Linked DNA regions of Homo sapiens: region 1 is linked to region 2. The links are chromatin loops, found by intact Hi-C in ENCODE. Cell type or tissue: dorsolateral prefrontal cortex. All regions are shown on one strand. Each heading gives the region's core, and the rest is flanking DNA. Links, peaks and the distances in the headings are about the cores only. Region 1 overlaps WWP2 (WW domain containing E3 ubiquitin protein ligase 2). Region 2 overlaps WWP2 (WW domain containing E3 ubiquitin protein ligase 2).

Region 1 (16,314 bases), core at 2,788-10,787, 92 kb before region 2:
CTCAGCCTCCTGAGTAGCTGGGACTACAGGCATGCGCCACCACACCCGGCTAATTTTTGTATTTTTAGTAGAGATGGGGTTTCACCACATTGGCCAGGCTGGTCTCGAACTCCTGACCTTGTGATCCACCCAGCTCGGCCTCCCAAAGTGCTGGGATTACAGGCGTGAGCCACTGCGCCTGGCCTACTGCAGCCATTCTTTCTAGCTGTCAAGAAACAAGTAAATGGATAAATTTTTATCTGTTCATGTAACAGAACACCGTATAGCAGTTTAAATGCATGTCCCAAGTTCCATGTATCACTGTATACAGGGAATGAGATCAGAGAGTTCATGGAAGCTTCAGCTGTACTGGTAACATCTTATACATCAAGGGGTTAAAAAGAGGTGGTTAAAAAAAGACCTCCTCAGGTGCCGGGCACAGTGACTCACACCTGTAACCCCAGCACTTTGGGAAGTTTAGGGGAGCAGATTGCTTGAGCCCAGGAGTTCAAGACCAGCCTGAGCAACACGGCAAAACCCCATCTCTACAAAAAATATAAAAATTAGCCTGGCATGGTAGGATGTGCCTGTGGTCTCAGGTACTCGAGAGGCTGAAGCGAGAGGATCACCTGAGCCTGGGAGGTCAAGGCTGCAGTGAGCTGAGACCACGCCACTGCACTCCAGCCTGGGTGACACAGATTCTGTCTCAAAAACAAAACACACAAACAAAAAAAAAAAGACGGGGAGAGACCTGTAGCAAATGCAGCACAGAGCCAAAGATGATGAGCCACAGGTATTTTTTACATTCTTCTCCATTTGTATCTGCATGCTTACAATATTTTACAATAAAAACGAATGGATTTTAAAAGCATATACTGGAAGATTATCAACTTTTGGTAGATGTGTGTTATACGTGTATCTGTATATGTGGTGCCAGGCAAATTGCTTAAGTTCTCCTCACTTGCAAGATGAGGATAAAAGTAGCTCTCTCACAGAGGGAAGACTGCATGAAATCATCCAGGTAGGAAACTGGGCAGTCCCCAGCACCTTAGAAACACTTAGAATACATGGTAGCTGTAGTTAGTGTTTAAAAAAAAAAAAAAAATACACACAAGCTGCAGAAGAAATACCAATGGTCAGCTCTGGGGGGGTGTTTGTTAACTGTTGTTATTATGTACTGTTCTTCTCCCACCTCCTATTTTTTTCTAATTTTCCATCAATGGGCTTTTATAATAAGATCAGAAAAAAACTTTAAAAAATTTTAAGGGCCACTGAGAATGTGATATCATTTTCCCACTCATGTAACACATCACTCCCTCTCTTTGGAAGCCAAGTTGTATGCTGGGTACAGGGAACACAAAGACGGACACAATATTCTTTACTCTTGAGGAGCTCTCAAGAAATTGCAGTAAGGATGGGCACGGTGGTTCACACCTGTAACCCCAGCACTTTGGTAGGCCAAGATAGGAGGATCGCTTGAGCCTCCAAGAGTTCAAGACCAGCCTGGGTAACATAGCAAGACCTTGTCTCTACAAAAAGTACAAAAATTAGCTGAGCATGGTGGCGCATGGTAGTCCCAGCTACTTGGGAGGCTGAGGCAGGAGAACTGCTTGAGCTAAGGAAGTTGAGGCTGCAGTGAGCTATGATCACGCCACTATACTCCAGCCTGGGTGACAAAATGAGACCCTGTCTCCAAAAAAAGGAAAGAAAGTGCAGTAGAAATGAAAATGAATAATTATGCATGAATACATACACATAAGGTGAAAACATCTCATGGCCCAGCCTCCGACAACAGTAGAATCTTTGGAAATAAGAGTTTAAGTTCTGAGATGGTGATGAGGAAGCCAGAAACACACACTATTCCATGTGACCTAAGCATGTAACAATCCCTGCAGAGTCACAAACTAACCATACTAAGCAAAGAAACAAACTGGAGGAAAGACACAGACGCTCAGTGTAATCCTTTAATCTGATGCTACTCAAAGAATGGTCCACAGCCCAAACTGTTACTGTTCTGTGACCAGAAAAGTACTGAAGTTTCTAAGCACTTAGAAACTTTTTTTTCTTTTAACTGAGACAGGGTCTCACTCAGTCATCCAGGCTGAAGGGCAGTGACTTGAACACAGCTCACTACAGGCTCGACTTCCGGGACTTATGCGATCCTCCTGCCTCAGCCTCCAGAATAGCTAGGATCACAGGTGCACACAGCTGATGTTTTTGTTTGTATTTTTTGTAGAGACGAAGTCTTGCTATGTTGCCCAGGCTGGTCTCGAACTCCTGGACTCAACCAATCCTCCTGACTCGGCCTCCCAAAGTGCTAGATTACAGGCATGAGCCTGGCCCACTTTAGGAACTTTTGTACCGATCTGACATTGCTGTAATATCCACATGTGTGCTCAATAGATTCGTCTCATTGAACAGAGTATAGAATTAAAGGATTCACAATAGACAGACTATTTTAAAATAAATTAAAACAAAACAACAACCAAAAAGGACTGTTTTCTCACAAATAGTTTTGAGCAGCTCAGTGTTAAAACTCCTTGGGTAAGACTCTTTGGCTAGTGCTGAAGTTGAGTTTGGAATGAAATTCAATGGCAGCGCCTGGTTTATAACTTAGCAGAGAAGCTCCAAATTCCAACATCTCTTAGAGTGTCCCCACAAACAAACATCCAAGAACTCTTACAAGGCTGTCGTCCTTGATAGTGTCTTAAGGGCCATCTCAAGAGAGTGCCTCTGGATATCCATAATTGGGCAGGGGGGTAGAGGAGATGGCAAATCCGAAAGATCCAGAAAACATCCCTCCTCAATTAATTCCACTCGGAGGCAGGAAACAGACGGGGCAGCCAATGGCTGCGGGAGAAAAAGCATGGTGTGAAATGGCAGAGCTGAAGTAAGTCGGCAGTCCAAACACAACGCCCTCCGTTATGTAAGAAACCACAGTGGCGTGCTGGCTGCCAGGGCAAAATAATGTGCCTCTGTGTGTGTGGGACCGAGGGAGCTGCAAAGACTGTAAGGGACACACTTGGAGTTTATCTAAGCCATGTACACACAGTTGGCTCATTGATAATGAGCACTGGGTCCCCAAAGTGGGCTGAGCGCTGAGAAAAAACAGATACAGGGCCTGCAGACCAAAGCAGCCTCGCTTCCCATTGCCCACGGCCTGAACCACTATCTCACTAGCCCCTTCAAACCTTCCTGGCACCCCTTCTTTCACAGACATTTGCAACCTGAAAACTTCATACCCTTCCAGTTGGCTTCTTTCACGCTAGTTAATTTAAAAGCTATGGAAAGCAGGAGGGTTTACAGATGGGGACAGAGAAAAGGGATGGGGAGTGCTGTATTTGGACATCTTCAGCCCAGGTTTCAGCAGCCTTCAGTTCTTAAAACGTGCAGACGTGTGTAACCACATATGGCCAAAGTCTCATCTGCTGCATATTTCAAAAAGACAATGCAGCCAGGTGCGGTGGCTCATGCCTGGAATCCCAGCACTTTGGGAGGCCAAGGCGGGAAGATCGCTTGAGCCCAGGAGTTTGAGATCCGCATGGGCAACAGAGTGAGACCCTCATCTCTACCAAAAAAAAAAAAAAAAATAGCCTGGGTATAGTGGCATGCGCCTGTAGTCCCAGCTACTCGGGAGGCCGAGGCAGGAGTATTACTTGAGCCTTGGAATTTGAGGCTGCCATGAGCCATGATCTTGCCACTGCACTCCAGCCTGGGTGACAGAGCGAGACTCCATCTCAGTTAAAAAAAAAAAAAATGCAGCAACCTGAAAAATACAGCCATGAGATCCCCAAGAGAACCTTGCTCCTGTCACTCAGTGAGGGAGACTGGATGAGTTGAGAAGATAAAGTTAGAAAGACAGAGTCCCCTGGAGGGCCCAGAAAGCAATCAAGCTTAGCTCAAATGCCTCAGTGAAGAGGAGCCGTGCTGCACAGTATCTGCCAGTGCAGGAAGAGCGATCCTTTATGAACAGAGAAGAGCATTCTGAGGGCTGGGTGCAGTGGCTCACTCCTGTAATCCCAGCATTTTGGGAGGCCGAGGCAGGTGGATCACTTGAGGTCAGGCGTTCGAGCACAGCCTGGCCAACATGGTGAAACCCTGGCTCTACTAAAAAATACAAAAAATTAGCTGGGCGTGGTGGCGCAAGCCTGTACTCCCAGCTACTTGGGAGGCTGAGGCAGGAGAATTGTTTGAACCTGGGAGACGGAGCCTGGACCAGCAGAGTGACATTCCATCTCAAAAAAACAAAAACAAAAACAAAAACAAACAAACAAAAAAAACAGCATTCTGAACTATGAGAGATGCATATTTGAACCCAAAGCCAGTCAAGCCAGTGAATGACAGCATTAGGCTCAACTTTCTTGCCCTTGGGAAGAAAATGCAATATTGCTGTCATAGCTGTTCTTTCTTTGAGGCATCAAAGAGGCAAAAAACATTCATCTAGGTGAAGGAAAGAAAAAAAAAGATGGCATTTAAAAGCACTCATCCATTCATTGCAAACATGTCTTGGGAGCCTACTCTGTGCCAGGCTCCCGGCCACCTTGGTGTGCAGAGCCAAGAATAGCAGAGAGGCAGAAAACAAGCAATGACAGGTGTGAGAAGAGTGACAGAGGAAGGACACACTTCTTCTTGTCCACCAGGGATCCGGGAGGGAGTCCCAGAGGATTTACTGATTAAGTTGACACTTGAAGATGTATAGGAATTAATGGACAAGATGGCAAGGAAGGTTTCAGAAAGAGTGACCAGCATGGGGGAGGATCCTAAGTCCGGAGAGAGGGTGATGCATTTGTCAAATTAAAGTTAAGTTATCGTGGCTTAGGCAGAGATGTGGAGTGGATCCCACCGAAGGCTTGAAGGGTAGGTGGGGTCATATTACACAGGCCTTTTTAGGCCTTATTAAGGATTTGGGAATTTATCCCCAAAGACAATATGAAGCCACTGGAGCATTCTAAATGGTGAAAGGTCATGCTCAGAGTTTTATTTTTAAAAGTTAAAACAGGGCCGGGCGCAGTGGCTCATGCCTGTAATCCCAGCACTTTGGAAGGCCAAGGCAGGAGGATTGCTTGAGCCTAGGAGTTTGAGACCAGCCTTGGAAACATAGGGAGACCTTGTCTCTGTGAAAATAAACAAAATTAGCTGGGTGTGGTGGCAGGCACCTGTAGTCCCAGCTACTCAGGAGGCTGAGGTGGGAGGATCACTTGAGCCCGTGAGGCTGAGGCTGCAGTGAGCCAAGATTGCACAACTGCACTCCAGCTTGGGTGACAGAGTAAGACAATGTCTCAAAAAAAGAAAAGTTAAAATAGATTGGGAAAGGGTAAGAACAGTCACTCGAGTGACAGATCATGGTAATTTGGTCTGGAATATTGCAAAAGCATGTAGCCAAGTGGGCAGATTTGAGAGTTGTTTAAGAGAATCATTGTTTCAATGAGAACATATGGACACAGGGAGGGGAACACCACACACCGGGGCCTGTCAGGGGTGGGTGGGGGGCTAGGGGAGGGATAGCATTAGGAGAAATACCTAATGTAGATGACAGGTTGATGGGTACAGCAAACCACCATGGCACGTGTATACCTATGTAACGAAACTGCACATTCTGCAAATATATACCCCAGAACTTAAAGTATAATTAAAAGAAAAATCATAAAATAAAATTTTAAATTAAAAAAAAGAGAGAATCATTGTTTCATTTAACTATTTCCTGGAGTCCCACTATGTGCCAGGCTAGGTGCATATGTGCTAGGTGCTGGGCATTCAGAGGCAAATAAGAAAGACACAATCCCTGCCCGTATGGCACCTAGAGTATGGTGGAGGAGATGGTCACTTAATAAATCGTATGCAAATTACACCTGTGATAAATGCAAAGCAGGATCAGTATGGGAAGCTGAGACAGCACAGTCTGGAGGCCCAGAGGCAGGGCTTGATGACTGAACGGATGTCAGGGTCAGGGGAAAGATGTATGACTTGAAGGTCACCTGGGCAAATGGTGGCACCATTCCCAGGAGGGGGACCAGGTTCTAGCCCGGATGGGATGGGTAAGATGATAAGTTCTGTTGGGTTGAGATAGCTACATGGAACTGTCCAGGTAGTGAGTCAGGAGAGAACTGGGCTCAAGAGGCAGATATGGACTTAGCATCAGATCCCAGAGGCAGCCAAGGGAATGGCTGAGTCGAGCCAGGGGGAGAACTGAGTGACCAGGGCACGCATCATGAAACAGTCTGGTAGCAAGAACCATTTCTTGTTTAGCACTGCATCTGCCATACCCAGTACCTGACCTGCTGTCTCTTAAATAGTAACAGATATTCTGTCTAATGAAAGAATCAACAGTGTAAAACCTCGAATATAGAACTTGGGCACTAGTAGATACTCAATTCAGCTGCTGCATTTATATATCCTCATAAAAGATAAAGGCATTCTGCAAACTCAAGAAGATGCAGTTCCTAAGAGATAGCACTCCAATCCCTTTGCCACAACACACCCTTTGTTGGTATTGGAATTAGAAATGACAGATTTCCTTCTCTCATTGGTCCCCTGACTCTGGAACACCAGGGGTAAATTAATAACCCGCCTTGCCTGGATCTCCTAAACTTTTAAGTAAACTGGGGTGGGGCTGGCAGGCCTATGAACTGGAAGGATCGCTGGCAGAAATAGTACTCTCTCTGGCTTCCATCAGCCAACCAAAAGCCTGCCATGCTCCCTCTTAGACACTCAGCAGTGCTAGTCAGTCTCCAGGTAGGTGGCTGACGATCTCCAGGCCCCGAGTCAGCCCACAGAGCCCTCCTAGCCATCTTAGAGAAGAGCACGTGGAAGCCATCTGGGTTGGAAAATTGGGTCTCCGACACCCTTCTCTGGACCATCGTACATGTTCAAGTGGGGAGCAGCCTCCCCAGGCCCACATGTGGCCCTCATCACGTTCTAAATGCCCCAAGGAAAAGATGCTGTTTAGGCTCTACCTCAGAAACGTGTTTCAGCCTCTGGCAGGATGAGGGAGGGGAATCGGCTTCCCTGGGCTGCTCGATCTGCCAGACTTAGAATAAAGAGCGTTTTCAGAGCCTGGAGTTTTCCAGCTGCCTGGAAACAGGAAGTGCCCAATCCCCGAGAACAGTAACCCTCACACACGCCCTACATAAAGACATGTTGAGCCATTAGCCCTAATTGCCTGTGACTGACACAGGAGTGAGGCCGGCCTTCCAGGCATTCGCTCAGCGGAAAGAAAACAAACAGCTCACTGGGGACACAGGCGGCCATTTTCTCTCCTTTCTGCCAACATGATTCTGCATTGTTCCCCCCAAATTATAACATACAGGCTTGAAATTACAAACCAAACAAAGGTCTTTCGAGTATTCCTTACCACATACAAAAGAGAAATATCTCTATAGGGAGTAGCTGGACACAAAGCAATTGATTAGTGAGCTTTTCACTTTAACCTTCACTAAAATCAAAAACCTCACAAAAAAACATCCCAGAGCTGCCTCTCAATCCTGCCAATTCTCTCCAGGTTTGAGGTACAAAGGTATGTGGAACAGGACTTTCTGAACAGACGGGAGTTAGGTAGCGTGGCGCATGCTAGGAAAACAATACGTACGTAGTAAAGGTCACATGTGCCTTCCGATAAAAGATTTTTGTTTTGACAACTGGGTTTTTGAAAGTGGCTTAAGCCAGCCTGGGCAACATGGCAAAACCCTGTCTCTACAAAAAAAAAAAAAAAAAATTATCCAGGCATGGTGGTGCACGCCTGTAGTCCCAGCTACTTGGGAAGCTGAGGTGGAAGAATCGCTTGAGCCCAGGAAGTCAAGGCTGCAGTGAGCCAAGACTGTACTACTGCACTCCAGCCTGGGCAACAGAGTGAGACCCTGTCTCAAACAACAACAACAACAATGAAAGTGGCTTAATAATAGAATAAAGAGATGGGATAAGGGAGTGAAAAAAAGAATAATACAGCACCTTGTAGTCAAGTAAGAGGCCTTACACCCTTCTTTTTTCCTTTATGAATCACAACGGTTCACAGGATACACACCACCAAGTCATCGTCAACCAGATCACCAGCAACTAGAGTGACACAGATGTGGGTTTCCTCCACACCAAACTGATAACCAGGAGAGGCAGTGAAAACTGGCCCCAACCATGATCAGAGCTGCGAAGAAGGGACTTCACCTCCCGGTTCAGAAGCATGCCCTTCCTTTAGGGCCCCTTCACAACCACTCGGAAAATATCACTTACCAGGTGTAACACCCACCAATCAGTGAGGGCTTCATGTTCACCATCTTATTTGAGTCCCTTAACTTCCTGGGGAGATATGTATGATGATTATCTCCACCTTATCAAGAGGCTAAGTCATTCGGCCAAGGTCACATGGTGGGGGGATTCAAACCCAGAGCTGTCTGATTCACAGGTCCATGCTTATAATCTCCACTCACCATATAACCAAACTTGAACTTCCCTTTGGCTTACAGGGGCTGTCTTCTTATCATCCAAGGTCTTTGCTGTCAGATTTAATTTTTATTTTTGAGACAGGGGTCTCGCTTCATAGTCCAGGCTGGGGTACAGTGGTGTGATCATAGCTCACTGCTGCCTCTAACTCCTGGCTCAAGCAATCCTCCCACCTTGGCCTCCCCAGTAGCTACGACTACAGGCACAGGTCACTGTGCCCACATTTGTGTGTGTGTGTGTGTGTGTGTGTGTGTGTAGGCAGGATATCACTATATTGCCCAGGCTGGTCTCAAACTCCTGGCCTCAAGTGATCCTCCCACCCCAGCCTCCCAAAGCAATGGAATTGATTGGCACGTGAGCCACCACGCCATCTGACTGAACTAAAGGATGGCAAGAGGGCCGGGTGTGGTGGCTCCTGCCTGTAATCCCAGCACTTTGGGAGGCCGAGGCAGGTGGATGATGTGAGGTCAGGAGTTCGAGACCAGCCTGGCCAACAGGGCGAAACCATATCTCTACTAAAAATACAAAAAAATTAGCCAGTGTGGTGGTGTGCACCTGTAGCCCCAGCTACTTGGGAGGCTGAGGCAGGAGAATCACTTGAACCCAGGAGGCAGAGGTTGCAGTGAGCTGAGATCGTGCCATTGCACTCCAGCCTGGGTGACAGATTAAGACTCCATCTCTAAAAAAAAAAAAGGATGGCAAGAAAACTTGTAGTTTATGTTAACTTAAGTCCCGATTATGAGAATAACATACAGCAATATTCACAGCCTAAAACCCAACTCCTCCGTGGGCTGATACGATAAAATTCAAGAGAGAAAAGCTGTTTTCTAGGCAGGATCTAGGCGAACATCCTCCAATGATTCAGGAAAGCAAAATGAGCTCCTTGTTCCGTAAAAGCCACACTCTTTGAGTCAAGCTGTTCATTTCAAGTCACAGTACAAGGTAGCATTGATTCTGCCCCAGGCGACTGAGATTCTTTTTAAGATTTATGTAGAACAAGCAGTTCTTCCACACCTCCCTTGCTTCAATGCACAGCAGCCTCCCCAGAGGCTACTAGCCACTAGGTAATAAATAACCACGTTGTTTCCACCCCCGTAAAGGAGCCTCAGTCTTTGAGGAGGAGAGATCTGTTATGGGACAGAAGACTACTCACCCAGCAGGCAGAGCGTCGGGGGCCTGGGCAGCCGCTGGGAGCTGCTGTGTACCCGAAGTGCTGGGTTCCTCTCCTTCAGCCGGTGTGGCTGGGGCAGGGAGAGAAGTCGTGTTGGGATTCGGGGTCACACTCAAGGGTGCAGCAGGTGGGGACGTCACACCAACAACGGAAGGTTCTTCGGGATCAGTGGCTGTTGTGGGTTCATCATTCACTGAAGATGCACAAATCATACTTTAAAGATCAACTAAGAATGAGAATTTTATTTATACTTGCTAGGTTTTTCACTTAATAGGCTAACATGGTATCTACAATGTTACACTACATGTATTGGGCGACAGCAAAAAGTTTTACAAAACATGACTTTGAAAAGTACAGCAAGTCATTAATGCCTGTCCAAAGGAAATCAGGATGAATCCGAAATAAATATATTAACACTACCTTTTTTACATAACTTTATCAAGTTTTTCTAACATACTGTGGTTACATTTACATTTATTGCAACAAAAGAGTAGCAGGAAAGATCAACATAACAGGAATGTGTTGGGGCCAGGCGCAGTGGCTCACAACTGTAATCCCAGCACTTTGGGAGGCTGAGGCAGGCGGATCACTTGAGGTCAGGAGTTCGAGATCCACCTGGCCAACATGGCAAAACCCCGTCTCTGCTAAAAATACAAAATTTAGCTGGGCATGGTGGCGCACACCTATAATCCCAGCTAGTTGGGAGGCTGAGGCAGGAGAATCGCTTGAACCCGGGAGGCAGAGTTTGCAGTCAGCCAAGACTATGCCACTGCACTCCAGCCTTGCAAAAAATTTGCCTGACAGCAAAATTGTGTCTCAAAAAAAAAAAGTGTTGGGGCTAAATGCAGCAAGGCCAAGTTTATAGGGTCACATCCTTTTCTTTAAATTTGTCATTTGTTTGCTAGACATGACTAGCACCTTCTTTCAAAAAGCTCATACACACTAAAGAGGCAGAAAACTTCCAGTAATGTGCTCATTCTTGTAAAGGCTCATGCTCAAAGTAGGAAGCAAGAAGGGCTCATAGCTAAGGGTCTTCTCTCTGAGATAATAGACAATGAGACAGAAGTGAAACACACTAGTCCCCAAGTCTCCCTATTTCACCATCTCTTCACCTCTTTGATGATCACTTACGTTCACAAGGACCCCAAGGTGCATTGCAATATCCTCTAACTCAAAAAAGGATCAAATAAGGTTTCAAAGAACTGTGGTTTTTTGGAAGTGATAAGCTATATGCAGAGAATTTTCCATATATATGATTGCATATGTGTACATGTATACTAGAAATTCATAGGAAAACACCTTAGTCATCATTTAGCCTCATCTTCCTAATGCAGAAATTCTTTTTGTTGTATCCCTAACAAGTGGCTATCCAGATTCTTCGTGAACGTTTCTTACAGGGAGCTCACTATAGAATCATCCCATCATTGAACAGATGTACTTGCCAGAAAGTTGGTGAGGGGTTGTTTTGTTTTGAGACACAGTCTCGCTCCGTCACCCAAGCTGGAGTGGAATGGCGCCATCTTGGCTCAATGCAACCTCTGCCTCCCAGGTTTAAGCAATTCTCATGCCTCAGTCTCCCAAGTAGCTAGGATTACAGGTGTGCGCCACCACACCCAGCTAATTTTTGTATTTTTAATAGAGACGGGGTTTCACCATGTTGGCCAGGTTGGTCTCGAACTCCTGGCCTCAAGTGATATGCCCACTGCAGCCTCCCAAAGTGCTGGGATTACAGGCATGAGCCAGGGCACCTGGCCCAGAAAGTTGTTTGGTTTTTTTTTTTCTTCATGTGAGGCTGATTCTATTACCTGGTCTGAGTCTCCCCATCTCTATCTCCAAAGCAATTCAAAGTATCTAGGCCGGATACCTAGATACTTTGCCTCTAATTCCAGCACTTTGGGAGCCTGAAGCAGGAGGATTGCTTGAGCCCAGGAATTCCAGACCTGGGCAACCTAGCGAGGACTCATCTCTACAAATAATTTAAAAGAGTAGTTGGGCATGGTGGTGCCCACCTGTGGTCCCAGCTACTCAGGAGACTGAGGGAGAATCACTGGAGCTGAGGAGGTGGAGGCTGAAGTGAGCCATGATTGCACCACTGCAACCCAGCCTAGGTGACAGGGTGAGACCCATCAATCAATCAACCAACCAATCAATGGCTACTGTTTCATGTTAGTATTCCCTCTTCTAGTAAAGAGGCCTACCATTTCTTCAGTGTTTCTAGGCAACCCCCCTTTCCCGATCATCTGGCTGCCCTCTTCGAGATATCATCTACTGCCTCTTCTAGCTAATCATATCAGGAACTAAACATAATAAATCAGATACCATGAGGCCAGCAGAGTCAGATTACCAACTTAAATACCAGGTAACATTTCCAGAACACCAGCATGTGCAGGAAAGGTGCAAAGCACTTTAGATTATCTCATTTAGGCCTCACACGCAACCCCACAAGTTAGTTACAATTGATATCCCCACTTAACACTTAAGGAAACTATAGCTCAAAGAGGCTACAACACCTCTCAAGGTCATATAGCACCTAATTCACACCCTGGTGTCTGCCTCCAGAGCCTAAACCACTTGTCACTATGCTCCACTTCTCCCTCTCTGCACATCCTCTAATTCAACCGAAGATTATAATAACTCTTAGCAACCATGTAAAAATTGGCACACATGGAACTGGTGGTCAGCTGAAAGTCAAATTTCTTCATATGATGTGATGGATACCAAGCTAGATCTTAACAAACAGGTAAGAGCCTGATGCTAGAAATTGGCTATGATTTATTTGCTTGTTTTCTCTGAAGTATATAAAATATTGCCTGGTACACAGGCTAAATTAGTTGTTTAATAAATGACTAAATCTTGTGCAATTAATGTTTCCCTAACAGAAATGCAAGGCTTGATATTTATATTCCTATTCTATCTCAGGCAAGCCAGTAAAACACAACAGATGGCAATTCACTTTATGCACAGCTATACATTTTACTCAATTTTAAAAAAAACACTATGACTTTTTTCAGAGCTAGATGAATTTATTCTAAAATTTATTAGGAAAACTAAATACACAAGAATAGCCATGAACATTCTAAAGAAGAAGAATGTGTGTGTGTGTGTGTGTGTGTGTGTGTGTGTGTGTGTAGGAGGAGTTTGTAAAAGAGTGGTGTGTGTGTGTAGGGGGAGTTTCTAAAGTATTAAAACATACTACAAAGCTACAGCAATTAAAACAATGTGGTACTGATGTATGAATAGGCAAGTGTCAATTAATAAGAAAGTTCAGAAATAGGCTTAAATAATTAAATAATTCACTGAAGCCTGCAAAATAGTAATATTCTAATTCTACCACACCTTCTTCATTTATTAGCTACAATACTTCTGTAAAGAGAAACCTCCCCATATCAACTATTTGGCTTCCTGGAGGTTCAGTTTGTAAAGAAAAGGCAGGAGAAATGCTTGCTTCTTTCCCTTTGTTTACCAGTCTTCAGAATGAGTTGATTTCCTTGCATCCTCTAAAAATGAACAATGAGGTTTCATTTTGTTTAAGAATCTTTATGAGGCACTGGATTCAAATATGTTTTAAAATATTTCAATCCATTGTTTTTTGTTTTTTGTTTTTAAGATAGGGTCTTGCTCTGTCACCCAGGCTGGAGTGCAGTGGCACAATTATGGCTCACTGCAGCCTTGACCTCCCAGGCTCAAGCAATCCCCTTGCCTCAGCCTCTCAAGCAGCTGGGACTACAGGCTCATGCTACCATGCCTGGCTAATTTTTAGTTTTATTTTTTGTAGAGATAGGGTCTCACTATTTTGCCCAGGCTGGTCTCAAACTCCTGAGCTCAAGCGATCCTCCCACCTCAGCCTCCCAAAGTGCTGGGATCACAGGCATGAGCCACTGCACCCAGCCTAATATTCTTTTTGATCCTAAAATTGTCCCCATCCTTGGCTGGAGTTAGTGGGGAAAGGGGAGGTGAACGAAGCTCTTCAAGTTAGCTTCAAATACTATGGGAACATTCTAAGATAACTACTAAACGAAAAAGTGCAGAACAATGTATAATTGTGCTATCATTTGTGAGTTTGTGTGCATACACATGTGTGTGTTTTTTCAAGGAATATATATACATACGCTTGTATATTCCAAGAATATCTTTGAAAGAACCGCAAGAAACACAACAGTGGGCCTTGGAGGAGGAAACTGAAGGTGAGCAGAATAGGAAAAAGACATTCTTTATACTGTCTAAGCTTTTATTTTTTTAAAGTTTTAGTAACATATAACTATTAAAAATAATTATTACGAAATAGCTGACCACGAAAAGAACAAAAGCAGAGCCCCCATGGCATGCCAGGGCAGAAGACCCTCCAATCAACACTACTCGGATCTGACTGTTTATGCAGCTGCAAATCTAGTTAGGAAGGTTCCCTCCAGGGCTGTACATGTCCACAGGCCTAACCAAGAGCCTCTGAGTCAACCTGGTTCACCCATAGTAGCTCTTCTGTTTAACAGTTTTTGCAGGGTGGGGTGCGGGGAGGGAGAGCATCAGAAAGAATGGCTAACCGATGCTGGGCTTAATACCTAGGTGATGGGTTGATCTGTGCAGTAAACCACCATGGCGCATGTTTAACCGATGTAACAAACCTGCACATCCTGTACACGTACCCCGGAACTTAAAGTTGAAAAAAAGAAAGTTTGTGCTATACCTTGAGTTCAGATTTGGAAACAGAAAAATATGAAGGCTAGATATCCTAGCATGGACAAGCCTTCTGTGCCCACGAATACTCACGAGTACCCTTCTTCTGCCCTCAAAAAGTAGGAGTAAATGAGTGTGTGTGTGTGTGTGTGTGTGTGTGCGCACATTCTTAGAACATGAAAGCTTGAAAGAACCTCAGGAGTCAATCCACCCCATCACAACTCATAGTCAGCAGAAATTAAGTTCTAACAATACATTACTGGCCCACGGTCACCCTGGTCAACCAGGGACAGGGCACCATACTCAAGTCTAATGAGGCTTCAAATAGAAAAACTGGATTGTCGAAGACAAGGAGTTACAAGTCCATCATGCCTTACAGAATTGCTGTATTAATTTTTTTTTTTTTTTGAGATGGAGTCTCACCCTGCCACCCAAACTGGAGTGCAGTGACATGATCTTGGCTCACTGCAACCTCCACCTCCTGGGTTCAAGCGATCCTCCTGCCTCAGCCTCCCAAGTAGCTGGGATTACAAGCGAGTGCCACCACGCCTGGCTAATTTTTGTATTTTTAGTAGAAATGGGGTTTTACTATGTTGGCCAGGCTGGTCTGGAACTCCTGACCTCAAGTGATCTGCCTGCCTCAGCCTCCCAAAGTTCTGGGAGTACAGGCATGAGCCACCGCACCCGGTCTGCTGTATTAACTTTTAACTGTATTCAATATAGCCAATGTTCTCTAACTTTTAATCCTAATTATTTGATGTACACCCATATCTCCCCAAAAGGACTGCACCCATCTTGAGAGCGAGGGCAGATTTGTTTCCCGCATTTTTCACTACTTCCACTCTCTGTCCCTTGTGTTCTTGCTGCATCTCTTTGCCCACATCGGCCTTCTTCCCTGGACGCCCTCCCGACCCCTGCGGCCCAGGGAAAGCACTCCACACTGTGAAGCCCACAGCACCCATGGTCTCAGCTACACAGTCGCACAGCCCCTGTGACATGCTGTTTTGACTTTGCTGATGTGTGGTTTCAACTTCTTTTCTGGAACAAGATCATAGGGCAGAGGCCTTATCTTATATGCTTTACATTGTCCGTAATGCTTAACATTTGATAAATATTTGTTCAAGAAATACTTATTCAATAAGCCCAATAATCTAGCAAAAGAAAGATATTTGATTGAATAGGTGAGTTTCAAAGGGAAAAGAAAAGAAATAAAAAAAATTAAAAACTAAAAAATAAAAGAAAGATATTTGAAATAAAACCACCTGACATTTGTATAACAATATCATTTACAAAACAGGTTCTTTAGGCTGGGCGCAGTGGTTCACACCTATAATCCCAGCACTTTGGGAGGCCGAGGCAAGTGAATCACCTGAGGTCAGGAGTTCAAGACCAGTGTGGTCAACATGGTGAAACCCCGTCTCTACTAAAAATACAAAACTTAGGCTGGGCGCGGTGGCTCATGCCTGTAATCCCAGTACTTTCGGAGGCCAAAGCAGGTGGATCATTTGAAGCCAGGAGTTCGAGACCAGCTTGGTCAACATGGCAAAACCCCATCTATACAAAAATTAGGCCGGGCGTAGTGGCTCACCCCTATAATCCCAGCACTTTGGGAGGCCAAGGCAGGTGGATCACTGGAGGTCAGGAGTTCAAGACCAGCCTGGCCAACATGGCAAAACTCTGTCTCTACTAAAAATAGAAAAAAATAGCTGGGTGTGGTGGCGTGTGCCTGTAGTCCCAGCTACTCGGGAGGCTAAGGCAGGAGAATCGCTTGAGCCCAGGAAGGGGAGGCTGCAGTGAGCTGAGAGCATGCCATTGCACTCCAGCCTGGGTGACAGAGTGAGGCTCTATCTAAAAAATAAAAAATTTAAAAAATTTAAAACCACAGGTTCTTTTTGTTTTATTTTGGAATAATTTTGGATATTACTTTCAGAAAATCTGAAAAGATAGTATGGTCTTCACCCAGTTTCCCTTAATAATACTATCTTATATAATCATGGCACATTTGCCAATGCTAAAATAATAATTAGTATACTACTATTAACTAAACTCCAGACTTTATTTGG
Region 2 (16,314 bases), core at 2,998-10,997:
GGAAAGCACATCAATTTACTTTATAAAATTAGCTTGGCCTTGATTCCAAAGCTGACAAAAATAGACCAAAGCTACAGACAAATTACCACTAACGAATATAGATGGAAAACCCCAATATAAAATATTAACAAACAATTCTAACAAAATTTTCAAGGAATAGTCTATCTTGAGCAACTAGGTATATTCTAGAAATTCTAAGATAATTACTATTAGGAAATTCATATAATAGATTTTTAAAAATCTTTTCTAGAGACAGGGTCTCACTCTGCTGTCCAGCCTAGAGTGCACTGGCACAATCATAGCTCACTGCAGCCTCAGAATCCTGGACTCAAGTGATCCTCCTGCCTCAGTCACCCAAGTAGGTGGGACTACAGGCGTACACCATCACACCTGGCTAATTTTTTTTTTAATTTTTAGTAGAGACAGGGTCTTGCTATGTTTCCCTGTCTGGTCTCAAACTACTGGCCTCAAGTGATCCTTCTGCTTCAGCCTCTCAAAGTGCTGAGATTACAGGTATGAGCCACTGTGCCCAGTTGTAGAAATTAATATAGTAATTTAAAGAAGAAAAATCATATAATCATTCCAATGGCTGCTTAATAGATATTTGATACAAAGTCAACACCCAACCTGGGCAACATAGTGAGATACCATCTCTAAAAAAAAAAAAAAAGAAAAAAAATTAAATTAGTAACACACCTATAGTCCCAGCTACTCCAGAGACTGAGATGGGAGGATTGCTTGAGCCTGGGAGGTAGAGGCCACAGTGAGTGGTAATCATGCCACTGCACTCCAGCCTGGGCAACAAAGCAAGATCCTGTCTCAAAAAAAAACTCAACATCCTTCCTGACTTTTTTTTTAACCTGCAATGATTAATAAATCAAAAAGATTCCCAGTCAGAAAGGTGCCAAAAAATAAAATAAAAAAAGAAGAAGAAAGCAAAAAGGTTACTAATACCCAGCCTTACACCTAGAAGTTATTTACTAGAGGGCATTTCTCTATCACCACTAAAACAGAAAGTTTTATGCAAAGCAACTAACACAAAATAGAAATATAATTATCTCTTAGGATTAACAAAATTATCAGTGTCACAACCCACATAAAAGTCTACCAAGCAGGCTGGGCGCAGTGACTCACGTCTGTAATCCCAGCACTTTGGGAGGCCGAGGCAGGCAAATCGCCTGAGGTCAGGAGTTTGAGACCAGCCTGGCCTTAATGATGAAACCCCGTCTCTACCAAAAATACAAAAATTAGGCATGGTGTTGGGCGCCTGTAATCCCAGCTACTCAGTAGTCTGAGGCACGAGAATCGCTTGAACCCAGGAGGTGGAGATTGCAGTGAGCCAAGATCATGCCACTGTACTCCAGCCTGGGTGACAGAGTGAGACTCCATCTCAAAAAAAAAAAAAGTCTACCAAGCAAACTCAAAAGAAACTACTGCAAACCTATACTAAAGGACTCAGTAAACTGACAGATTACAAAAGAAAATGCAGAAACAGCCATTTACCAACAATACTGAGTTAGAAGACAGAATAAGAAAAGATCCCACTGAAAATAATACCAAAGGTTTTTAAAATTTAAAGTGGAATCTATTTAAAGATAACTTCAAAATTATTTGAATTAATTTAGAAACATTCCATGTTCCTATGTGGGGAGTTCAGTATGAAAATTCCCCATTACGTTAACTTTACATATGACAGGACTCCATAAAATCTCAAGAGATTTTTTAGGGGGCATGGGGAGTAGGAAGAGGAGAGAATCTGATGAAACTGTTAAGGTTCATCTAGTGATGTGATATATGCAAAGAAAAGAAGCATGAAGACTTTGAAAAAAAAGAGAAACTTAACTGCCAGATATTAAAACATAATTTTACAATAGCATAGACAGAGTGATTTGGAAAGGCTAATAAAACGATGGATTCAATGGAAAGTCCCTAAGCAGGCCCAAATACACATATGTTTTTAATATAAGCTGAAGCAACTCAAGTCATTGGGGAAACAGATGGATTATTCAATAAGTAGTGCTAAACCAATCAGCTACATATTAGGGAAAAAAATGAATTAGATCCCTATTTGTACTGGGCACAAAAATAAACTCATGTGGATGCAGAATTAAATGTGAAAAAATAAAATCATAAACACCCAGGAAAAAATAAAATCATAAACACCTAGGAAAAAATAGAGGTGACCATTTACCTCATCTCAGAAGGGGGAATGCCTTCCAAAGCATGAAAGAAAATGCTGAAAACATAAAGGGTGACAGATTGGACTACAGAAAGTTAAAAACATACAAAGTTAGAATGCAAATGAAAAACTAGAAAAACATTTACAAATGGTAAGACGAAGAATAATAACCTTAACAAATAAAGAGTTCTTTCAATACCAAAAGAGAAAAATGCACACTTCAATATAAAAATGAGCAAAGGACATTAATAGGGCAATAAACACTTTTTTTTAATCCTTCAGTAGCCTTCAACAAATCACAGCTTTAAAAAGTAGGGTGGAGGCTGCTCTGCCATTCTTTATTCCTTTACTTTATTTTTTTTTGAGACGGAGTCTTGCTCTGTCATCCAGGCTGGACTGCAGTGGCACAATCTCAGCTCACTGCAACCTTCGCCTCCCAGGTTCAAGTGACTCCCCGGCCTCAGACTCCTGAGTAGCTGGGATTACAGGCGTGCGCCACTGTGCCCAGCTAATTTTTGCATTTTTAGTAGAGACAGGGTCTCACCATATTGGCTAGGCTGGTCTCGAACTCCTGGCCTCAGGTGATCAACCTGCCTCCGCCTCCCAGGTCTGGGATTACATGTGTAAGTCACTGCGCCCTGCCTTCCTTTACTTTCTTAACAAATTTGCTTTCACACACACACACAAAAAAGCAGGGTGGAAGTGGGGGGCCTCAGAGATAGAACAACCAATGAATGGACCTTCCCAAACCCAGGTTCAAGCAAACCAAATGTAAAACTGCAAAACGACATGTTGAGAAAAATGGTGAAACTATGAACAGGTTATTAGACATAAATAGGAATTCATGTCACTATTGCTAAATGTGATAACGATACAGTAATTGTGTAAGATAATGTTTTTTTTATGTAAATGTTCCAAAGTAAAAAAAAAATAGAAAAAAGTAGAAGAATTAAAATAAAGAAAATGTCCTGTTTTAACAAGATGCATGCTGAAGAATCTAGGATAAAATGTCAGGACGTCTAGAATATACTTTAAAATACTTCTTATTGAGAGGCCAGGAGATCAGAGCAAAAAAGTAAAAAATAAGAAAATAAAAATAATTCAGCCAAAAAGAAACAGGAAAAGCAAATCCATCATAATGTTAATAGTTATCAAATAGGAAAAAAAAAGGCTTTTTTTTTTTACAAGTAATATCCAATATATGCCAAGGTACAATACAAACCAGAAATTTCAGCCACTGCTGATGGGAAGGTAAATTGTACAGGTCTCATAAGTATTTATTTGAAATGCTTGGGACTGGAAGTGTTTTGGATTTCAGATTTTTTCAGATTTTGGTATATTTGCACATACATAATAAGATATCTTGGGCCAGATGCGGTGGTTTATGCCTGTAATCCCAGCACTTTGGAAGGCCAAGGTGGGCAGATCACTTGAGGTCAGGAGTTCGAGACCAGCCTGGCCAACATGGTGAAACTCCCGTCTCTACTAAAAATAAAAAAATTAGCTGGGCATGGTGGCAGGTACCTGTCATAATCCTAGCTACTTGGAAGCTTGAGGCAGGAGAATCACTTGAACCCAGGAGACAGGGGTTGCAGTGAGCCGAGATCGCGCCACTGCACTCCAGCCTGAGCGACAGTGCGAGACCCTGTCTCAAAAAAAAAAAAAACAAAAGGAAAGAAAAATCTTCTGACGCATGTTACAACATGAATAAGCCTTGAGGACATTATGCTGACTGAAATAAGCCAGTCATAAAAGGACAAATACTGTATGGTTCCACTAACATAAGCTACCTGGAAAAGCCAAATTCACAGAAGCAGAAAGTAGAGCGGTAGCTGCCAGGTGCTGGTGCGAGGGGAGGATGGGGGAGTCATGGTTTAATGGGACAGAATTTCAGTTTTGCAAGGTGAAAAGAGTTCTGGGGATAGATGGTGGTGATGGTTGTACAAGGTGAATGTACTTAACACCACTAACCTATACACCTAAAAATTATTAACGTGATTAATTTTACATCATGTGTATTTTATCACAACTAAAAATAAATATAGGCCAGGCACGGTGGCTCATGCCTGTAATCCAGCACTTTGGGAGGCCGAGGCGGGCAGATCACGAGGTCAGGAGATCGAGACCAGCCTGGCCAACATAGTGAAACCCTGTCTCTGTTAAAAATACAAAAATTAGCCGGGCATGGTGGTGGGTGCCTGTAGTCCCAGCTACTCGGGAGGCTGAGGCAGGAGAATCGCTTGAACCCAGAAGGCAAAGGTTGTGGTGAGCCAAGATCGCGCCACTGCACTCCAGCCTGGGCAACAGGGCAAGACTCCGTCTCAGAAAAAAAAATAAATAAATAAAAATAAATATATATTGATACATTTTTAAAGAGAAAAAGGCATATTGCAAAATAATATGTTCATGTATAATCTCAATTTAGTTTCATTGATGTCATAAACATCAATATACGTCTACAAATATAAAAAAAGATCAGAACAAGGATCTGAGGGGAAAAAATTATTTAAAAGATAAAATTTAAAAGCTCAAAAATGTATACATCAAAATGTTAACAGTAGTCAGGTATAGTGGTGCACGCCTGTGGTTCCAGCTATTCCGGAGGCTGAGGCAGGAGATGGCTTGAGGCTGGGAGTTTGAGGCTACAGTGAGCTGTGATCGTGCCTATAAATAGCCACTACACTCCAGCCTGAGCAATATAGGGAGATCCCATCTCAATCTAAAAATTAATTAATTGGCCAGACGCAGTGGCTCGCATCTGTAATCCCAGCACTTTGGAAGGCCAAGGCAGGCGGATCACTTGAGCTCAGGAGTTCCAGACCATCCTGGCAACATAGTGAGACCTACTCTCTACTAAAAATATGAAATACAGCCAGGCCATGGTGGCGTGTGCCTGTAGTCCCAGCTACTAGGGGTGGGGGCTGAGGTGGGAGGATCACTTGAGCCCAGGAGCAGAGGCTACGGTGAGCCGAGATTGCACCACTGCACTCCAGCCTGAGTGACAAAGTGAGAAACCTGTCTCAAAAAATATATATATATAAAAATAAAAATTAATTAATTAAAGTAAAATTGCTTTTTTTTTTTTTTTAAGACTTGCTCTGTCACCCAGGCTGGAGTGCAGTGGCGCAATCTCGGCTCACTGGAACCTCCACCTCCCGGGTTCAAGCGATTCTTCTGTCTCAGCGTCCTGAGTAGCCGGGATTACAGGCGCCCACCACCATCCCTGGGTAATTGTTGTATTTTTCTTAGTAGAAACAGGGTTTCGCCATATTGGCCAGGCTGGTCACGAACTCCTGACCTCAGGTGATCCACCCGCCTCAGCCTCCCAAAGTACTGGGATTACAGGCGTGAGCTACCACCCCCGGCCATAAAATTGCTTTTAAAAAAACATTAAGAATAACTATCAGGCTGGGTGCAGTGGCTCACGCCTGTAATCCCAACACTTTGGGAGGATGAGGCGGGCAGATCACCTGAGGTCAGGAGTTCAAGACCAGCCTGACCAACACAGTGAAACCTCATGTCTACTAAAAATACAAAAATTAGCTGGGAATGGTGGCACATGCCTGTAATCCCAGCTACTTGGGAGGCTGAGGTGGTAGGATCGCTTGAACCTGGGAGGCGGAGGTTGCAGTGAGCCGAGATTGCACCACTACACTCCAGCCTGGGCAACAGAGTAAGACTCCATCTCAAAAAAAAAAAAAAGAAAAAACAATAACTATTACTAGGTGCTGTGCTTAGGGGCAAATTTTGTTTTCTTTCTGTAATTTACAATTTCTACAAGGACTTTTGCTAACCAAAAGCAAAAGTATATTGGCTGGGCAAATGAAGAGGAAAAAAGGACCCTCATGCTGGTTGCTGCATCCTAATGTGAGGCTATCCACAAGTATATTTCCAAATATTGCAATAAATAGAATTCTCCCTGATGATCAAATTACAAAAGGCTGGCTAGGGTTTGGGAAAATAAACACCAATTCAGAAGACAAAGCAATCAGGGAGTTCTCTGCAGGATTAAAGTGGAGGCACATCTCTGGTTTTAAACAATTCCTCGGGCCAGTGTGGGTTCAGCACATCTCTATGTGCCCAGCCGAAAAGAAAAGACCAGAGGAGGCTCAAAGACCTTTCAAGTGGCCCATCGCTTAAAAGGACAGGCTTGGAGAGAAAAGAAAGACTCTTAAATCATGTAACACGCTCGCTGGGACGCAACTCTCCCCGCCCCCACCTCTCTCTTAAGCTACATCCACTTTCAGAAAATACTTTCCAGATATCAAGAGAAAAAGGAGCCTTTCTTTCCATGCCATTCATTCGCCACATATGGTACTGCTCTGAATAGAGGCCTTATGAAGGAGGGTCCAATACCACCGCCATGGGCCATGCCACTGACCACAAACAGCAATAAATAGATGAGGATTTATATGTCCGTGACGTAGAGGCACGTTGGCTAATTCAGATGGCGCGTCCATCACGTTCCAACATCCAGTAAATGTTTACTGAGTGCCGAGTAAGCACAGGGCACTATTTGTAATACTATCCCAGACACACACGTGCACACATGCACACAGGCATGCACACACACACATATACGTATACACACAGCTCCTTTGTTCTGTTTTAGGGCTGAGGCTAGAAAAGCAATGATTTAGGCTAGAGGTATTTGACAGTTTCATTCAACATATCACACATCTCCTGCAACGGGAAGAGGAGCAGAGGCAGACAGAAAGTTTCCAGTCCCTAAGGAAGGATAAAGGGCAACACACCACTGCATCACATTACTAGAGGCCCTGGACAAAGAGGGCTAAACTCTGTAGTGGAGGCAGAGAGGAGCCCTCAGCCTTCCCAAAACTCCAAAGACAGCATCCAAGGAGAACAGAGGTACTGCAGCCCCTAGTCCTGGGGGAAATTGCAATACCAGGTTGATCTGCCAGGTCCTCCCATCCCCACCCAAGAATCACGTCGGCACCCCCTTCATCATACGTACTTTTGCCCCCATTGTTCTTCAAGACGTTGGAGAGGTTGACAGATGCGGTGCCTAGCAGTTCATTTCTCAAGGTATGGCAGCTCCAGACCTTTAAATCTAAATGACTCTGTGCCGTGACATTCCTGAAAAACAAATACCTGATTCATTACATCCAAGCAGATCATTCCTATAACTTAGAAGAAAACATTTAAACTAAACTGCTGACATCTTGGGGAGGGGGAACCAAAACAGGCAGACACCCACATATATCCTTTCCCCTCTCAAAGCTGACCCTGTAACCCTCTAGATAATAATGAACGCTCTATGAGCTCAATGGTGTAGGAACACCTAAAAAGAGTCACCTTGGGTACCATAGGTAGAAAAAGTCGGAGGTGCCACAGGGAATCTGTACCTCCCACAACCCCCTCGGAGCACCCTCTCTCTTTCCCCATCTTGCTGCGTTCAAAAAGAAGGGGCTTTCTCTTACAAAATGATGATCTCATTCCAGAGAAGCTCAGAGCTCCCAATGCGCTTCCCAGTCTTCTTGGTCTCACTGGGGAGTCCATCCACCGCCACCTCCACGTAGGAGTTAATTCGAGGTTGACGATTATGCACCTTGGGCTTTGCGGACACCACTGGGAGAGAAAGAAAGAAAAAGTCAAAGATGAGTCCCAGGGCTCCCAGATGCCCCCCTGTGGCAGATGTTCCGGCTCTTTTTAGTTATTGCTTTAAAAAATAAATCAATACATTTTGTTTTGTCTTGATTCTAAAAACTTTTTAAAGAAATGTGAGTACACACACCAAAAAAAATATGAAGTGTAAAAAAAAAAAAAAAATCCCTAACCTGAAACCACTGGGATAACTGCCAGTGATCATCATCACCAATTTATCGTTGGTAAATTGCCTTCCAGATTTTCATCTTTTATTTATTCAATTCTTTAAAAATTCTTCACCCCCATAAGTCACTCTTAAATGACTGCAATACAAGCCCATAATAGGTATATGTTAACTATTCTTTCATTGTCGAATAGACTGCTTGCAATTGTTCGCTCTGGGGAAATTACCGTGAACATATACATCTGCATGCCTTTCTTGAGTATTCCTCCAAAGGATACGAACACTTTTTAAAGTTCTTAAAACTGCCCATTCCTTTCCAAGAAAGGTAAACCCATGTAGCCTCCCATCAGTGCTACAGGAGAATATTCATTTTACCAGACATCACAGAGTGCTAAGGGATATGCTTGTTCACTTTTTGCAAATCCATGGGTTAAAAACGCATGGTGTAAAGACAACAGCTAAGGCCGGGCGTGGCGGCTCATGCCTGGAATCCCAGCACTTTGGGAGGCCAAGGTGGGAGGGCTGCTTCAGCCCAGGAGTTCAAGACCAGCCTGGGAACATAACAAAATTTATAATTTTTTTTTTTTTTCTGAGATAGAGTTTGGCTCTTGTTGCCCAGGCTGGAGTGTAATGCCACAATCTCGGCTCACTGCAACCTCTGCCTCCCAGGTTAAGCAATTCTCCTGCCTTAGCCTCCTGAGTAGCTGGGATTACAGGCGCCCGCCACCGTGCCTGGCTAATTTTTGTATTTTTAGTAGAGACAGGGTTTCACCATGTTGGCCAGGCTGGTCTCAAACTCCTGACCTCAGATGATCTGCCTACCTTGGCCTCCCAAAGTGCTGGGATTACAGGCGTGAGCCACCGCACCTGGCCAATTTATAAATTTTAACTGAAATAAATAAAGATAATATTTAAGATTTTATGAGTACTTATTAAAGACCCTCTGCCATGTGCATACATTTTCTAACTGAATCCTCACAACAAACCCATGAGGCAGGGAATATATCATCACCCCATTTTACCCAGGAGAAAACAGGCTTGAGAGGCAAGGTCACTCTCCCACTCTACATAGCCAGGGAGCTACAAGCCAGACTGTGCACCCGGCCGGTCTGATTCCACATCATGCTGCATATTATTATTGAACTTTACTTATTTGTTCTATTGCTGTTCTTCGATTACCAGCAAGGTTGAATATTTTTGCCATGTGTCGTTAGTCATCTACATTTCTTCTTCCGCTCATAGCCTTCATGTGGCAACAATTCTGATGTTCGTTTGGGACCAGCAAGCCAAAGACTCATGGAGTACAAAGCTACACAAGCATCACACCGAGGAGCTAGACAGACATCCTAGTGTATATTACCCCTGGTGGAAACGCCAGGTCGCTAGGGTAAAACACATCTAGACGTCTCCCATCCTGCCCCAAATCAGAGATACAACTGATGCTCCCTTGCCTGTAATGGCAAGTCTATCCTAGCCTGAGCTTCCCTGTTTGAGTATAAGCAAATCCCTCCCTCCCAGACTCTTCTGAAAGGTGACAGTCCTACAATGGTGTCTACAACTTGGCAAAGGCCAAATTCACCTTCAGATTTTTTATAGCAGTAACTATCTTCCTCTGGCCCCAAAGGAACAGAAGGGAGGAAGACAACAGATAAAAAATCAGCTGTGGCTAAGATTCAGAAGCGACAAGGGAACAGTACTAGGGACAAAGGTTTGTGGTACTGAGGCATGGCCCAGGGTAGAAAAATGAGGTGCAGTGATTTACACACGGACCAAGGTTAACTGAGGCCACCTGGTGGTAAGAGCATGAATCTACATGCCTTTAAAAAATAGGGACTACAAATGGTGCATTACTTAGGACGTTTGACTTTACAGGGGTGCGAAAGCGATATGCATTCAGTAAAAACTGTATTTTAAATTTTGAATTTTGGTCTTTTCGCAGAATAGTCATATGCGGTACTACTGGGCAGCGGCAGTGAGCCGCAACACCAGTCAGCCACGTGATCACAGGGGCAAACAATTGATACTCTGCCGTGTACCCCTTCACCAGATGATCTTGCCTAGCTGCGGGATATCGAAGTGTCCTGAGCACATTTAAGGTAGGCTAGGCTAAGCTATGATGCTCGGCAGATTAGGAGTATCAGATGCATTTTCAACTTGCGATATGTTCAACTTATGATGGGTTTTTCAGGACGTAACCCCACTGTAAGTTGAGAAGTATCTGCGCTCATACACATACACACTTTTTCCTGAAACTCTGAGAGTAAGCTCTAGACATTGTGCCCCTTTACTCCTAAATATTTCTGGGTGTATTTCCCAACAAACACATTTTTTAACATAACCAATAGCACAATTATCAAAATCAGGACATTTAACTTTTTATAATACTAATATTTAATTTACAGACTTTATTCGTATTTTGCCAATTGTCCTATCGATGCCCATCATCGCAAAAAAAAAAAGAAAGAAAAAAAAATTTGTTCTGGTCCAGGCCCCAATCTAGGATCATACTGGCATTTAGTACTCTTATTTTGAAGCAGGGCATGGTGGCTCACGCCTGTAATCCCAGCTCTTTGGGAGGCCGAGGCAGGCAGATCACTTGAGGCCAGGAGTTTGAGACCAGCCTGGGCAACATGGCTAAACCCTGTCTCTACCAAAAATACAAAAACTAGCTGGGCGTGGTGGGGCACAACAGTAGTCCCAGCTACTCAGGAGGCTGAGGCATGAGAACTGTTTGAACCCAGGAGGCGGAGGCTACAGTGAGCTGAGACCACACTCCAGCCTGGGTGATGGAGAGAGACTCTCACAAAAAAAAAAAAAAAAAAAAAAAAAACCTCCTATTTTTAAGTTTCCAATCTATAGAAAAATTGAAATAGAACAATAAATACTGTATACTCTTCACCAATTGTTATCATTTTGCCACATTTGCTTTCTGTTCTATGTGTCTATAGCATCACTACCCAAGAGAACTTCCATGATGACGAAAATGTTCCACATCTGTGCTGCCCAATACATTGCCATGAGACACATGTGGCTATTGACACTTGAAATATGGCTAGTGCAAATAAGGATATGATTTTTAAATGTTATATAATTGTAATTTAAGTGTAAACAGTTCTATGTGGCTACAGTGACTATTCTATTGGACACCAAAGGTTATAGATAAATGCCATCTATGTCTCTGTGTATGTGTGTGTGTGTGTGTGTGTGTGTGTGTGTGTGTATCCGCATTTTTTTTCCTAGGTAAAACCATTAAAAAGTAAGTTGTAGACCGGCTGGAGTGCAGTGGCACGATCACGGCTCACTGCAGCCTCGACCTACCTGGCTGAAGCGATCCTCCCACCTCAGCTTCCTGAGTAGCTGGGACTACCAGTGCGCAACACCACGCCTGGCTAACTTTTTAATTTTTTTTGTAGAGACGGGATTTCACCCCATTGGCCAGGCTGATCTCGAACTCCTGGGCTCAAGGAATCCACCTGGACTCAAGCGATCTACCCGCCAGAGCTTTCCAAAATGCTGGGATTACAAACATGAGCTACTGCCCAGTCCCCAGACATATTTTTAAAGCCATTTTTCCCCCAATTCAGTACCTAATCAATATATACAAATTGCCTGTGGCTACTATCTCCTTAATCTTTTAAAATCTAGAACATCCTCCCTTCTTTTCCATGGCAATGATTTTTGTTTGTTTAACTTTTTGGTTTTTTTCTTTTATAATCCCAGCAGCTTTGCCAAGGCAACAATGATTTTTAAAGACTTCCACCAGCTGTTTTAAAGAATGCAGCAAATTCTACATTTTTCTAATTGTGAAACTGCCTTTGCAAAATTATGACAGAGAAATCGGACATAGTTGATTCCATCTTACTTCTGATTTCTAGGCTGTCCTTGGTCATTCCTGGGCATGGGCCAAGCTAATTTTGGGAGAAATTTAGTTTATAGTTTCTTTTTTTTTTTGAGACCGGGTCTCCCTCTGCTGCCCAGGCTGGAGTGCAGTGGTGCAATCTCATCTCGCTGCAGCCTCCACCTCTGGGGCTCAAGCGATCTTCCCACCTCAGCCTCTCAAGTAGCTGGGACTACAGGTGTGAGCCACCATGCCTGGCTCATATTTGTATTTTTTGTAGAGACAGGGTTTCCATGTTGCCCAGGCTGGTCTCAAACTTTAAGCCTGAGCTCAAAGTCATCCACCCGCCTCAGCCTCCTAAAGTACTGGGATTACAGGCATGAGCCACCACACCCAGCCTATAGTTTAATCTTAAAGCAAGGATAGCTGGGCATGGTGGCTTATGCCTGTAATCCCAGCACTTTGGGAGGCTAAGGGAGGTAGATCACTTGAGACCAGGAGTTTGAAACCAGCCTGGCCAACTTGGTGAAACCCCGTCTCTACTACAAGTACAAAACTTAGCCGGGCGTGGTGGCGCACGCCTGTAGTTCCAGCTATTCAGGAGGCTAAGACACGAGAATCGCTTGAACCCAGGAGGCAGAAAGTGCAGTAAGCTGAGATTGTCCAACGCACTCCAGCCTGGGTAACAGAGCAAGACCCTGTCTCAAAAAAAAAAAAAAAAAAAAAAAAAGCAAGGATAATAACAGCCCTTCCCAAAACGAAACCACCTTTGTAAAACTAATCAACAGCCACAAGGTTAGGATTATGGGAGGGGCTTGAATTCTAATAAGAGGTAGGTATAGTTTCTATAATCCCTTACTGCTCAGGAGTCATGAAGCCAGAGGTCACAAGATTTGTGACTTCCCCAATTGCTCCCATAGATAACATCGCTATTGCAGAACCTAAGGTTGGTCTTTTGAGATTTTTTCTTTCTGGCAATCTACTGACTTTGCCTGGGCCCGTGACTTGACTCGTGAAACAAATTATCCTGTGGCCCCACCCAGAAGTGGACTCAGCACAGGACCATTTTCCACACCTCTATAATCTCATCCCCAACCAATAAGCAGCACCCATTCCCTAGTCCCCTACCTGTCAAATTGTCTATAAAAACCCTAATCTCTGAGCCTCCAGGAAGACTGATCTGAGTGATAACTCTGTCTCCCATATGGCCTGTTTTGTGTCAATTAAACTCTTTCTCTAATGCAATGCTACAGTCCCAGTGAATTTATTTATTTATTATTATTATTTTTTTAGATGGAGTCTTGCTCTGTCACCCAGGCTGGAGTGCAGTGGTGCAATCTTGACTCACTGCAACCTCTGCCTCCCAGGTTCAAGCAATTCTCTGCCTCAGCCTCCCAAGTATCTGGGATTACAGGCGCCTGCCATCACACCCAGCTAATTTTTTTGTATTTTTAGTAGAGACAGGATTTCACCATCTTGGCGAGGCTGGTCTTGAACTCCTGACCTCATGATCCCACCTAGGCCTCCCAAAGTGCTCGGATTACAGGCATGAGCCACCGCGCCCAGCAGTGAATTTATTTTATCTGTGCAGTGGGCAAGAAGAACCCACTGGGTGATTACAATTGTTTCCTCATGATTAGATTCGGTTTAAAGGCCAGGCACAGTGGCTCACCCTGTAATTGCAACACTTTAGGAGGCCGAGGCAGAAGGGCCACCTGAGCCCAGGAGTTCGAGACAAGCCTGGGCACCACAGCAAGACCCCAAATCTACAAAAAATAAAATATTAGCCAGGTGTAGTGGCTCACACCTGTAGTTCCAGTTACTCGAGAGGCTGAGATAGGAGGATCCCTGGAGCCCAGGAGGTCGAGGCTGTAGTGAGCTGTAATTGTGCCACTGCACTCTAGCCTAGGTGACAGAGTGAGACCCTGACTCAAAAGAAAGAAGAATACTACATAAGTTATGTCGTGTACCTCTTACCACATACATTAGGTTGTCCTGCCATTGGGGATACTAAGTTTGAACATCTGCTTAATGTGGAGTTGGCCAGGTCTCTCCACTGACACATTTGTAACCTACAGTTAATCAGCAGGGTGATATTTTGAATATTTCTTGTTCTTAAAAGACAGGCTAAAATAAAGATATGAGCAAGTTTATCTAGAAAGTCTCTTTCATGAAATATATCTTTATACACAGAGTCACGACTTTATGTGAGATTTAGCTTTTAAAGTCAACAAATCAGGCAAAAATCATATAAAGACAAAATTATACACTGAAAAAGCTCTTAAGAAGGGACCACAATAGAGTCTGGCATCTGCTCTCTCAATAAGTTCCAAACAGCTTGTTTCTTGTTTTATTATACTATGCTTTTCAGAGATCAGTTTTTCAGTGTTTCTCTAGTAAAATATCAAATAAAATAGCTGTCCTACGTTTAAGGGCCTCGATGCATTTAAAAATATACCTTAAAACACCAGGATCACACTGTGGGCAGGCACAAGGGAACTGGAAACCGCGCAGTCACACCCCACAGGTTACACTATCAGCTTTCTTCATGAAATGCACGGGAAAAAGAACCACCTACGCTATTTAAATGGTTATTTCTCTCTTTCTCTTTCCCCCCACCATTTTCCTGAATGGTATTACCAAATCTGTGTAGGTTAAATATGTGTATAATGAGATACACCAGTATTATCAAGCTGGCTCTTTCCACCCTGGTAAGAAAATTCACCTTCAAGAAAGGCAACAAAAAAGCCTTTAGAAGTATGTGCTGGACAGGTGCAGAGGCTCACATCTATAATCCCAGCACCTTAAGAGGCCGAGGTGGGGGCCAGGCACGGTGGCTCACACCTGTAATCCCAGCACTTTAAGAGGCCAAGGTGGGAGAACTGCTTGAGTCCAGGAGTTTGAAACCAGCCTGGACAGCACAGCAAGACCTATCTCTATAAAAAAAATTTAAGAATTAGCTAAGTATGGTAGTGTATGCCTAAAGTCCTAGCTACTCAGGAGGCTGAGGCAGGAGGATTGCTTGAGCCTATTTTGAGGCTGCAGTGAGCTGTAATCATGCCACTACATTCCAGCCTGAGCAACAGAGAAAGACTGTCTCAAAAAAAGAAAAGAGGCCAGGTGCAGTGGCTTACGCCTGTAATCCCAGCACTTTGGCAGGCCGAGGTGGGTGGATCACCTGAGGTCAGGAGTTTGAGACCAGCCTGACCAATACGGTGAAACCCTGTCTCTACTAAAAATACGAAAATTAGCCGGGTGTGGTGGCAGGTGCCTGTAATCCCAGCTTCTTTGGAGGCTGAGGCAGGAGAATTGCTTGAACTTGGGAGGCAGAGGTTGCAGTGAACCAAGATCACGCCACTGCACTCCAGCCTCGGCGATAGAGCGAGACTCCGTCTCAAAAAAAAAAAAAGAAAGAAAAAAAGAAAAGAAGTAAGTGTGCGTGGCTGAATAACATGGCCCCAAAACAGAGACCTCAGGATGTTACCAGGTCCAATAGGCCAACTTCTGCTTTGACCTAGACTTGCTAATTATTAGCTAAGGTAATAAAGTCTGTAGCCCCCAGTTTAAAACCATATTAGTTCACTCTAACTCATCTCCCTACTCAAAAGGGCAGAAGCAAGGCAAAAGACTCCAAGAAATATAATTAAAATATTTCAAGACTACAAAAACAATCAATAATGTAATAAGAAACAGGCAAAGAACATGAACAGGCAATCCATAGGAAAGGAAATACAACCGCCCTTAAATATATAAGATGCTAAACACTGGCCGGGTGCAGTAGTTCACACCTGTAATCCCAGCACTTTGGGGGGCTGAGGCAGGCGGATCACTTGAGGTCAGAAGTTCGAGACCAGCCTGGCCAACATAGCAAAACCCCATCTCTACTAAAAATACAAAAATTAGCCAGGTGTGGTGGCACATGCCTGTAAACCCAGCTCCTTGGGAGGCTGAGGCATGAGAATCGCTTGAACCCAGGAGACAGAGGTCGCAGTGAGCCAAGATCACACCACTGCACCCCCGCCTGGGTGACAGAGTGAGACTCTGTCTCAAAAACAAACAAAAAAAAAGATGCTAAACATCATACAGTTGACCTTTAAACAAGAGAGGTTTGAACTACAAGGGTCCACTTTTACATGGATTTTCTCCTGCCTTTGCCACCCAAGAGATAGCAAAACCAATCCTTCCTCTTCCTCCTCCTCCTCAGCTACTCAACATGAAAATGATGAGGATGAAGACCTTTATGATGACCCACTTCCACTGAATAAATAGTAAAATTTTTTTCCTCCTTATGATTTTTTCTCTAGCTTATTTTATTGTAAAAATACAGTATATAATACATGTAACATACAAAATACGTGTTAATCAACTGTTTCTCTTTTTTTGTTGTTTTCTTTGAGATAGAATTTCGTTCTTGTTGCCCAGGCTGGAGTGCAATGGTGTGGTCTCGGCTCACAGCAACCTCGGCCTCCCGGGTTGAGGCGGTTCCCCTGCCTCAGCCTCCCAAGT

What was found. Hi-C counts contacts between places; a loop is a spot of excess contacts. Peaks named below come from ENCODE experiments on the same cell type or tissue, not always from the same donor. Only the 100,000 strongest peaks of a DNase experiment are listed, where the experiment ranks them.
Region 1: it touches region 2 in a loop (12-fold over the local background); 2 of 110 quality-filtered maps call a loop at or near these places.

Annotation. Positions count from the first base shown.
Region 1 is chr16:69,881,498-69,897,811 of GRCh38, reverse strand. It overlaps WWP2 (WW domain containing E3 ubiquitin protein ligase 2), which reads right to left. Exons shown (of 24, transcript NM_001270454.2): 8 at 9,563-9,773. Among named protein-coding and RNA genes, the nearest start is that of MIR140, 43 kb to the left of the region's middle. RefSeq lists an enhancer at 6,641-7,164. In dorsolateral prefrontal cortex, for the core only: no CTCF peak of the experiment used is centred there; DNase peaks (open chromatin) are centred at 2,921, 7,021 and 9,451; H3K4me3 peaks cover 608 bases; H3K27ac peaks cover 7,204 bases.
Region 2 is chr16:69,790,136-69,806,449 of GRCh38, reverse strand. WWP2 (WW domain containing E3 ubiquitin protein ligase 2) reads right to left here. Exons shown (of 24, transcript NM_001270454.2): 3 at 7,621-7,768; 4 at 7,155-7,276. Among named protein-coding and RNA genes, the nearest start is that of WWP2, 36 kb to the right of the region's middle. In dorsolateral prefrontal cortex, for the core only: CTCF peaks have their summits at 7,817 (motif pointing left), 9,559 and 9,762 (motif pointing left); DNase peaks (open chromatin) are centred at 7,809, 9,059, 9,729 and 9,949; H3K4me3 peaks cover 2,649 bases; H3K27ac peaks cover 4,346 bases.